Regions from separate parts of the Mus musculus genome. Here region 2 is linked to region 1. A link is a loop called in an ENCODE intact Hi-C map of the cell type or tissue named here. Cell type or tissue: heart. All regions are shown on one strand. Links, peaks and the distances in the headings refer to the core of each region. The heading gives the core; the rest is flanking DNA.

Region 1 (5,383 bases), core at 158-5,157:
AGAAAAATATCTCTTATCTAGAGAAGCAAACTGGGTAAAATCCTCATTAAGAAACTGATAGTTTCATAACACTGAAAAATAAATGATAATAATTTTTCAAATCAAAGCACAAAACACCATCTCACATAGGTAAACTGATATTTTTAGGTGTCTGGAGGTCTCAAAAAACTTCATGCTTACGTGTGCATATATTAACATTTTGATGGGACCTAGGACGCAGTGAGAAAGGATGCTGGAGAGGTGACCAGGGGCTGAAAGCAGAGGGACAGACTGCCTTAGTCATATTTCTCATGGTGTTATAAAATACCCCCAACAAAGGCAAACTAGGGAGGAAGGGTTTATTTTGATTAACAACGCTTTTGCCAACAAGCGTGGAAATTACTTGAAGAAGACCCAAGCAAACACATTCCAGGCTACAAGTGCAGCGCCAAAGCTCCAGGACCTCTTAACGTCCAAGATGACAAAAGGGTGTCAACTACCAATATGACTGACTTGTTTTTGTTGCCTACCTTGAACTTGGAAAGAATGGTCATGCCAACATTGCCAGGTTTCTAAGGCTCTGATGGCCAATGGATCCAATGGATCCAATAGGATCAAGAAGCAGGCCAGGCTGCAGCTCTTGTCCCAGCTCAGGTTCCCAGGGCTATATCGGCTGACAGAGGCCCCTGCAGTAAAGATAACGATCTACATTGTAAGAACAGTAGTACTAGGGTAGCTGAATTGCCATCCACTTTAGCAAGGGACACCTTACCAATGGCTACACCACTGAAGAAAATGTTTCTCCCTCCCCCATTAATAATTAACTGCGTATAGATTCTCAGGTAAGAGTTGGGTCTTCTCGAGTAGGAGTGGCATCTTGTAAGCCCATCCTTCCACTATGAAGTCTTTTAAAAGACTAGGTAGCTAGTCCACTAACCAGGAAAGATTCCCACGATCTCCTCTCCACTAAGGAAAAATGCAAGTTATTGAACATTTAATATATTTCCAATAATGGATTATATAAATATAGTCCAATTTCTTAGATGTATTTATTTTTATGTGTATGACTGTTTTGCCTGCATGTATGTATGTATGTATGTATGTATGTATGTATGTGTACCGCATAGTGCCCGAGGAAGTCAGAAGAAGGCATCAGATTCCTTGGAGTTAGGGGAATTGAACCCAGATCCTATGCCAGGCCCTGTGATGGCTCTAACAAGCTGAGCCATCTGTTTGTCTCTGATTACCTACTTTTTGTAACAAAATATGCATGTACGTGCATATTTAAATGACATAAGTCTAAGAAGCAGGAAATCTATAGAATGTAGAGAAGAGGGTAGAGCAGAATATGGTATTGGATTTAACATGAAATGCACATATGTATACACACACACACACACACACACACACACACACACACGCGTGCGCACACACTCACGCACACATGCACAGACACGAACATGTATGCGATGAGGAGGCAGCTAATCTTCTACACAATAGTCCACTGTAGTCCTCATAGTGTTACATGGGCATTTGGCATTTTGTGTTTCTAAGAGTTTTATTTTCTTTTTTAAGCTAAAAAAATAAATGATTGTCATGTGAGAGTAGACAGAGAACACATGGAGGCCAAACCAGGGACCTGAGCACTGCTCAGATCACAAAGAACATTTCATTTCCATCAGGAAGCCGAGAGAGGGACCTGTGTGCTGGCAGCTAAAAGCCCATTGGTGTTGAAGACTTCAGAACTCACAAATGACCAGGATGTGTCCTAACACTGTTGAGAGGCGGGCAAGCTTTGACTAAGCAGTTTCTTGAGTGCAAGGTCAGACTCTGAAATGAGGACGCCAAGAAGTGCTTCAGGCAGAGGACACTGGAGCACACTGTAATCTAAAGCTGGAGAGCCAGCACACTGATAAAAGCTGAGAACTCTGAGCGGAGAGAGTGTGACTGCTGCTTTGTCAAATACTTTTACATTTCTTTTTAAGAGAAACTAACACTGCATATCTAGACTTTTAAGTTTGATTGTAACTTACATACTTGTGTGCACTTTTTTACACTTGCTCACAGAATCATAGTCAAGGGCTTTTGGGAGTGATTTTTAATTCCAAACTTTGGCATTTTGAGACAATAACAGGAACCGGAAAGCAGTGGCTGGGCAGGCTGTCTGAGGTGTGACGCACATTACGGGGCCAACAGCTGTAGTGGGTGTTGCCTTGGGTCTTATAAAATGCAATCTTCTAATGCTGGATCAAACAACCTTGATAGTTCAAAGTGGCAGTAAACCACAACTAAATCCGTTAGCAGTAACACAACCCCGCCCGAAGGTGTGTGCCAGCACACTAGGAGAGAGCACCGTGGTGGTTTGTGCACACATCTCTTCACTATAGGAGCTAAACTGTCTCTCTACAAGTCCTCCAAACATGTACAAAATAAAGCTGTGGTTTTTCAACGTCTGTTTAGTTATTACTACGTGAATAATACAAGATAAACTTTCATCCTTTGTTTCCTTCCTCACCGTCAGTCAGAGACTGGCAACCTTCCCACGTGAGTAGGAAACACATGTTTAAGTGACCTCAGCCTAAAGCAGGAAGAGCCCAGCAAGTGCAGAGGAGGAGATGCGGGGACAAGGAAAGCTGAAATGCTTTCCACATCTAAGAGGACATGATTTTGACTCGATTTAAATTGTCATTTGGGACTGTATGTGGTGATGGTAGAAGGTGGTATACTTAATATAAATCAACCTTACTCACTGTTTTGTATACCAGAATAAGTTGCTGTCATGGCTCTCTTGTTGTCTACTAAACTGTATGACAATGTCTTTTGGCTTATCAGGGTGGCTCATGCCTTTAACCCAGCACTGGAGAGGCAGAAACAAGTGAGTTAGAGGCTACTCCAGGCTACATACTGAAACACTGTCTCAAATGATTTCTTTAAAGTCTTCTGCTAGTAATAACTGCCCAAATTTCCTGTCTGTTATGAAATATAATGCGGCAGCGATGAAGTAAGATGGTACCTGGTGGGCCCATGCCAAGGTGTCCCCCTGAGAATCATGCCATGTGACAGACCTAGTATAAAGGAAGTTTATTGTGGGGGAAGGGAAGAGAACAGGGACCTGGAGAAGGGGTAGAGGCAGAGAAAGGGGAGGGGAGTCAGATAAGGAGTGGCCAGCTGGGAACATGTGGGAGGGGAGAAAGGAGAAAGAGATATGTGTGTGTGTGTATGAGAGAGAGAGAGAGAGAGAGAGAGAGAGAGAGAGAGAGAGAGAGAGGGAGGGAGGTTAGTGTAGCAAGCACAATCCTTTATATGCTTTCTTTCAGCAGAGCAGGTAGTAATGGTAGAGGTGATGATGACTCAAGCTGTTGCTAGGTCGCTGTTGGGAGTAGTCTAGTGGAAGGGTCTGTAAGCCAACACTGCCGAGTATATTTGATAAGTATATGGATGAGATACTGAACATGTAATGAGATAAAGAAAAAGGTTTGGGAAGCATAAGATAGAGAAGGTTGTGGAGAGCCCTCGGTAAGATTTTTTGGGCATTAGATGTCACTTCTAAGACTGTAAATTTCTCCAGACATCCCTGTGCTTATGTGTGTTTCCACTGGCACACTTATCTTACTGCAGTTGTCTTTAATGGGACGATTTCTTTTTCTCACATTACGAGTGTTGTGAAAAACACAGACAAGATCTTTCTTAGAAAATCTTTTGTTCTAGAGATTAGCAAAATGATTGGCTAGCGGACTAAAGTTTATGAGAGAAGGAATGGCTGTATATGAATTGCACATTGATGTGTGGACACAAGGCTCCAAGTGATTTAAAACAAAGCGCTTTTTCAGAAATCACTGTGATTGTACTCCAGACTCTCTCACACCGCTTCCCTCCACTCTCTTTTTTTGTTTTGTCTTTTTGGAACAGAGTCTTACTTTGTCACCTTGTCTGGTCTGGCACTTGCTATGTAGACCAGACTGGCCTTGAAAACTCAAAGACCTACCTGCTTCTGTGTTTTCTTCCTTTTGGAAAATAGTCATTTGGTCACTGCCAAATGTCTTGCCTTGACTCTAGGCCTTGAGAGGTAATAATGAGGGTGGTGCCAAGGCCAAAGGCTGATTTGGGGTGTGCTCACTGGAGTAGCAGAAAGACAGGGTAAACTGTAGAGAGGAACATGGAGGTTTACCACAGAATGACCCCAAATCCATGAGACATAGGATCTTTGAGATGCACCTTGGTTTAGCAATGGGAACAGGCAGAGCTTGTCTCCCAGATCAGTGCAGTAAGTAGCAAGCACAAAGGCAAACCAGAAAGAAAGAGGGTCTAGAATTTTTACTGTGACCAGGGTTGCTTACCTGATCTTTCTCTGCCCCAGAGACAGCATGTCTAAAAGGCGCAACAAAGGCAGGTATTCTTTCTCCAGCTTGGCGTCTGGAGTTTCCTACAGTCTCATCTCCACCCGTGTGTGCCACCCACTGCCACATGCTTCACCCATTTAAACAAAAAGATTCCACTGTCTGTGCTGAAAAAAGGGTGGGCTAAGTGGAGAAAACACAACTGAGGATGAGACTGTGTGTGTGTGTGTGTGTGTGTGTGTGCGCACACGCACAAGTGTGGTGCATACTTTAGGAATTCAGTAAAACAGACTAGAAGTAGAAGTTTAATGAACAATGAGGTAGAAGTATTAGCCAGCTTAAAAATTATATTTAAAACGTCAAGGCTACCAATGTACCTCGGTGTAGAATACTTGGCCAGCATGTGTAAAACCCAGTGTTTTATCCTAAATGAACGCACACACGCGCACGCGCGCGCACACACACACTATGGATTAGTTGGAAAGCAGAATATATTCAGAACTCGGGTAGTTCAGGAAGGAAGCTGGCAAGCAGTGGTGAGATGCATGGTATGGATTATCTCCAGCAGCCTAAACATAACTTAAGGAACCAAGTACAGCTAAGCGAAACCAGAAAACCAACGAGTAATACAGATGGCATGAATTTGAACCAAGACTTCGGTAAAGGGCAGTAGAGAGAACAGCAAAATGGAGGAAGATCTGCGAGGGTCTGCATGCAGACACTGAGCTACAGGGCAGCTGGCACAAGTCCCGAGGCTTTGGACAGGACAGTTAGACTGAAAATGATGTATTCACCGATACTAGGGGAACAGAAAACGTGCCAGACATAGAAAGAAGACGAGTTTACTTTTGGACACATTGAACTGATCCCTCTGCGGTTAAATGAAGCCTGAGCTTCCAGGAGTGCAGGTGCTGCAGACTTGGGTCTCTCAGGAGTTAGGAGGTGGAGCCGAGAGAAAGGTAATTATATCCTAGAGAACTATACTTCCCACGTGAATTAATGCTGTCTCATGGGGGGGTAGGTCAGGTCTCACGGGAAAGGATTACTTCTTCTTCACAGGCAGTCGC
Region 2 (5,383 bases), core at 55-5,054, 47 kb before region 1:
TCCTCTGGCTCGGTGTTCCCCACCCACCTCTCCTTCCTAAAACAGGATTCCCAATGACCTCACTTGCTTCTCAAATAGCCGTTCTGTAAAAACAAAACTGTTTCTCATACAAAGAGCTTTTTCCTAGTTAGCTATGCAATCAAAACTTAAACTTCAGTGTATTCAACATATTCAACATATTCAACGAACTGCAGGTAAAAAAATTTTTTTCCAAAATATAGGATACTTGAGGCCACAGAGACAGTTATTATTAATTGAATCTTCTTTCTTTCTTTCTTTCTTTCTTTCTTTCTTTCTTTCTTTCTTTCTTTCTTTCTTTCTTTCTTTCTCTCTCTCTCTCTCTCTCTCTCTCTCTCTCTCTCTCTCTCTTTCTTTCTTCTTCGCTGATTGTTTTTGGTCATGGAACAGCATAAACTTGGCTAGAAACCAATTCTTAAATGTTGCTACTTAAGTCTACTGCTGGCCCTACGGCTGTGTAGTACCACAGAGAGAGAAAGCACATTCCTTCCTACAGATTCTAGAGGTTCATGGGTTCCATAAGAACAGAAGCTAGTCTCTGGCTTTGGGGAGTGGGAGGGCTGTGGGCCTAAGAAGAGCCTCCCTTGGGCTACCTTATCTTCTTGGCATCTAGGAAGTGGGACAAGAAAACTCCTAAATATTGTCTCTTTGTTCTTAGGTTGGAATTTCTGCGGCAATAGTGGGAGTCTGGCTCAGAAGACTCCTATAGGTTTTATCTTCAATTGAGTCATGGGCTGAATATGCACAAAATATGTTTGACAACTACTTGAGATTTGGTGTTATAACTTGTTGCTTAGACCCAGACAGATAATTCCAGGTTTTCAGAAATTATCTTTCCTGAATCCTCTCTTTCAGAATGATAATTTCAATAAAATAGTGATTACTGGGTTTTGAAATTGGTCATGTTTCTAGGATAAATGGCTCCAAGTAAAATCAGAAAGTTAAAAAGGATCACAAAGCTCACATTTAAAAATTACTTAATTGGGCTTTGGAAATGGCACAGTGCATAAAAAATGTCTGCTGCCAAGACTGAAGGTCTGAGTTCAATCCCAGGTTCCACATAGAGGACAGAGAGAATTGGTTCTCTCAAGTTGTTCTAAGCCTCCTCACAGCCTCTCTCCATAAATAACCACAATTAAAAAAATATCAACAAACTGTTTAGTTTTTAAAGTTTTAAAGTTTAGTGAAAATAATTTGAAATTTAGCTAAAATGAATTTTATTTTTGTAAATGCCTTGCAAAGAAATGAATTGACCGCACATCAAAATTATCCAGACCCAAAGTCTATACAACATAATGAACCTATGTACACATTTACAATTGGCATAAAACCTTTCTAGTTAAAATCTTTATAAAAGATTAGAAACATTAAAAGGTGAGAATCGAGTTCATTAGTGATGACCTTTCTCCTCATAAGTATGAAATGCAGCTCAAAGGCAAACGTTTTGTTTTGACTATTGTTCATTTTTATTTAAAAATAAATTCTATTCACAATAGTTAAAAGAAAACAAAACCCACTTTGTACAGAGAGTGCCAGAACTTCTATTAAGAAATTCACAAAGACATTAGGAATAATATTGTGATAACATTTTACTAAAAAAAAAAAAAAAAAAAAAAAAAAGGAATTCTCAGAATCTGTAAATCTGGAGGAAACACGCAACTGGAAAATGGGATGATCAGGAGCCTAACAGACACATGCGATATGCAATACAAAGATGGGGGTTGGAGTGGTACAGACCTGTAACACTGGTACTTGGAAGATAGAGGCAGGAAAATCCTGAATTCAAGCTCATCCTCTGATCCATAGTGAGCTTAAGGCTGACTTCTTAGGAGAAATGAATAAGGGAAAAAAAGAGTTGATCATCTCATTCTTAGACCCAGCTAAGCTTTGGTTTAGCCCTTCTCCTCTGTGAGTACAGCGTTTCCACTCCTAAGTGAATTGATAAGAAGGCAAATGGGATAAAACTAGAAAGAGACTGACTACCTGTGCTTAGAAAGGCCACTGGAAGTATCACAGAAACACAGAACCAAGAGCCAGCAACCCAGGCATCATTTGCTAAGGAAGTGGAGTGTAGTCTTCAAATAGAACAAAACAGGACAAGTGATTGTGGTCACTGAGGTTGGAGAACAAACAATCCTATGTAAAATAAATTAAGGATGCTCCAAAGGAAATAAAACTTAACACACACAAATCCAGATGTTCCATATGTCCAAACCAAGCCAATGAAAAGGACTCCCTAAAACCTACTTAAAATAGAATGTAAAACGCCACGTTGTCAGTCCACAGTGTTCTACTCCTCTTAAAAAAAAAAAAAAAAAAAAGAATAAAAAGCTAGATGATATGCCTGTGGTGGCAAAGACCATTGTTGGTGAGCAGGGGTGGGGGTCGTATTGAAATAATTACATCAGCATGCGGACGCTGGAAAATTTCTTCTCCCATAATCAGATCAGATGGCGCTTCCTGTTTCGCATTTCTAGTACACGTTGTCTTGTACACAATAGTAGTGGGAAACAATAGTTTGGCACGAGGTCAGGGCATACTAAGAAACGCTCTGGCCCTTGAAAGGTTTGGATGAGTCAGCCCCAAACGACAAAGATTTCAATGACGACAAGCAAGCCTGAGATGGTGGCTGGGCAGTGGTGGCCCAGGGAATGTGCTGCAGGAAGCAGATACGGCCTGACGTCCATCTTTCCCCAGCCTCCAAGTCCTTGGCCACTGACTAATATTTTTGTCTACACTTAAGTGTATGCTTGTGTCTGACTAACCTGGCTTGATTGTTTATGGGGATTGGTTTGTTTGAAGAACAAAACTGCAATAGGGAAAAATACCGTGTCCACAGTGCCACCTCAGTTACTTCTCTTGTCTTCCATCCTTCCCGAGCTCCGAACAGTCTAAACAGACAAGAAGAGCGATCGCTGTCTGATGTGACTTACAGTAAATCCTACGCCCACTCACAAACAGCTCCTTGCAATGTTCAGGAGACAAAGCTCTTGAGCCTGGAATCCATCCATCTCTTGTCTTCTCTGATGCCTCAGTGGGACTTTTAGTACATGACGCTGGCAAGCTACCCTGGGCCTGGGTAGAAATGTTCATCCAGTCATCGCAATGGCTTCTCTGTATTACTCTGCCGCTCTGTTCAAGAATACATATGAAAAGAACATTCTGAAGTGGGCTAGATGAGGGGTCGTTTAGCTTTTGTCCACGGTACTGTCGCAGAGTTGCTTAAGAATCCAGGGACTATTCCAGAGAGTGTAGGGACAAAGTTAGGAGGGTTAGCATCTGGGGTGAGAAGTTGAAAACACAGAAATCGACAAAGGGCAAGGATGGATGTGAGAGGGAGTGGCTCGGAAGATGTAGGACTGAGAAGGCGGGGGGCGGGGGGTGTCTTTTCTCCCACGAAAAAAGCTGGTCTCCAAGCCCGCCCCTTTGTTAGAAGTAATAAAGTCTTAGTCACTTGAAAAATTCTACAAATATTAAAACTTTAGTTTGAAATTCCAAACAAAATTGGAAAATACAGAGCAAATAGAAAAGCAATTTCTAATTCTCTCCAGAAAGAAGCATTGTTTTGACAATTTATTAAAGCCATCTGAATACCTCTGTCTGAAGACATGCCCATTCTGGCTCATACATGTAACTTTACCAAAACAGACATATATACACACAAAGTTCAGCAAGCTGTTGTTGTTGTTGTTGTTGTTTTTTAATCAGTCACTGCCAGCTATTTCAATCAATGTATATCTACAAAATGAATCTTTAAAGATTTATTTGATTTTTAAAATTTTATTAGATAATTTCTTTATTTACATTTCAAATGCTATCCCAAAAGTTCCCTATACCCTCCTCCTGCCCTGCACCCCTACCCACCCACTCCCACTTCTAGGCCCTGGTGTTCCCCTGTACTGGGGCATATAAAGTTTGCAAGACCTAGGGGCCTCTCTTTCCAATGATGGCCGACTAGGCCATCTTCTGCTACATATGCAGCTAGAGACATGAGCTCTGGGGGTACTGGTTAGTTCATATTGTTGTTCCACCTATAGGGTTGCAGACCCTTTCAGCTCCTTGGGTGCTTTCTCTAGCTTCTCCATTGGGGGCCCTGTGTTCCATCTTATAGATGACTGTGAGCATCCACTTCTGTATTTATCAGGCACTGGAATAGCCTCATATGAGACAGCTATATCAGGGTCCCTTCAGCAAAATCTTGCTGGCATATGCAATAGTGTCTGGGTTTGGTGGCTGATTATGGGATGGATCCCCAGGTGGGGTAGTCTCTGAATGGTCCATCCTTTTGTCTTAGCTCCAAACTTTGTCTCTGTAACTCCTTCCATGGGTATTTTGTTCCCTATTCTAAGGAGGAATGAAGTCTGCCTTCTTCTTGATTTTCTTGTGTTTTGCAAATTGTATCTTGGGTATTCTAAGTTTCTGGGCTAATATGCACTTATCAGTGAGTGCATATCTATACGTGTGTGTACTGAATGGGGGCACGTGCCCATGGCCGCAGAGTCCAGAGGCATGGAATCACAAGCAAGTACAGAGAATTAAACTCTAGTCCTCTGCAAGGACGATAGAGATACTTAACTACAGCTTCATCTCTCTAGCCCCCTACAAAATGATTGTTCAGGGCTGCATGCTATTCTATTATGATACATCATGTTTATTCTCCCATTGAAGAAATTTTCAGTTTTGATTGCTACTAAATAGCACTGACAAGGGGACTTTATGCATGTATTTCACTATTATATGATCTTTACTAAGATATAGCTCCTAGCTTGGAGGACTCTTTCGGAAGAATAGGAGGAGGGACTGTGGACACAGAAGGAAATAGGAATGCCACAGGAAGTCCAACAGAGTCAATTATCTGGGCCATTGGGGCTGGACCTCCCTGCTCATATGTAGCAGACGTGCAGCTTGGTCTTCACATGGGTCCCAAACCACTGGAGCAGGGGCTATCCCAAAAGCTGTTGCCTGTTCGGGGGGATATGTTCTAGCTGGGCTGCCTTGTCCAGCCTCAGTGAGAGAAGACTTGCCTATCCTTGCAGAGACTTGATGTACTAGGATATGGGGGTTGGGGAAATACCCAGGAGGGTCCTCACTTGCTCAGAGGAGAAGTAGAAGGGGGTTGGGAGGAAAGATTGTGGGAAGGGGACATTGAGCAGGATGTGAAGTGAATAAGTAAAAGAAAATAAATAAAATTTTTTAAAAAGAAAAATCATTCCTGCTTTTACCAATTTTAAACTTTCATGGAATTTTAATATTCTGTAGATCATTTATATTCTTTAACAAATTACTATACTGGTTTTTAAAACGTTTTGTGATTTCATATGAGCTCTGTATATTTCAGAGATAAAGGTCTTCAATGGTTGTGCCA

What was found. Hi-C counts contacts between places; a loop is a spot of excess contacts. Peaks named below come from ENCODE experiments on the same cell type or tissue, not always from the same donor. Only the 100,000 strongest peaks of a DNase experiment are listed, where the experiment ranks them.
Region 2: a loop joins it to region 1, with 2.2 times the contacts of the local background. A loop is called at or near these places in 3 of 42 quality-filtered maps.

Annotation. Positions count from the first base shown.
Region 1 is chr3:115,813,532-115,818,914 of GRCm38, forward strand. No RefSeq gene overlaps it. Among named protein-coding and RNA genes, the nearest start is that of A930005H10Rik, 72 kb to the right of the region's middle. In heart, for the core only: no CTCF peak of the experiment used is centred there; DNase peaks (open chromatin) are centred at 1,790, 2,190 and 2,540; H3K27ac peaks cover 3,088 bases.
Region 2 is chr3:115,766,415-115,771,797 of GRCm38, forward strand. No RefSeq gene overlaps it. Among named protein-coding and RNA genes, the nearest start is that of S1pr1, 54 kb to the left of the region's middle. In heart, for the core only: no CTCF peak of the experiment used is centred there; a DNase peak (open chromatin) is centred at 2,547; H3K27ac peaks cover 1,156 bases.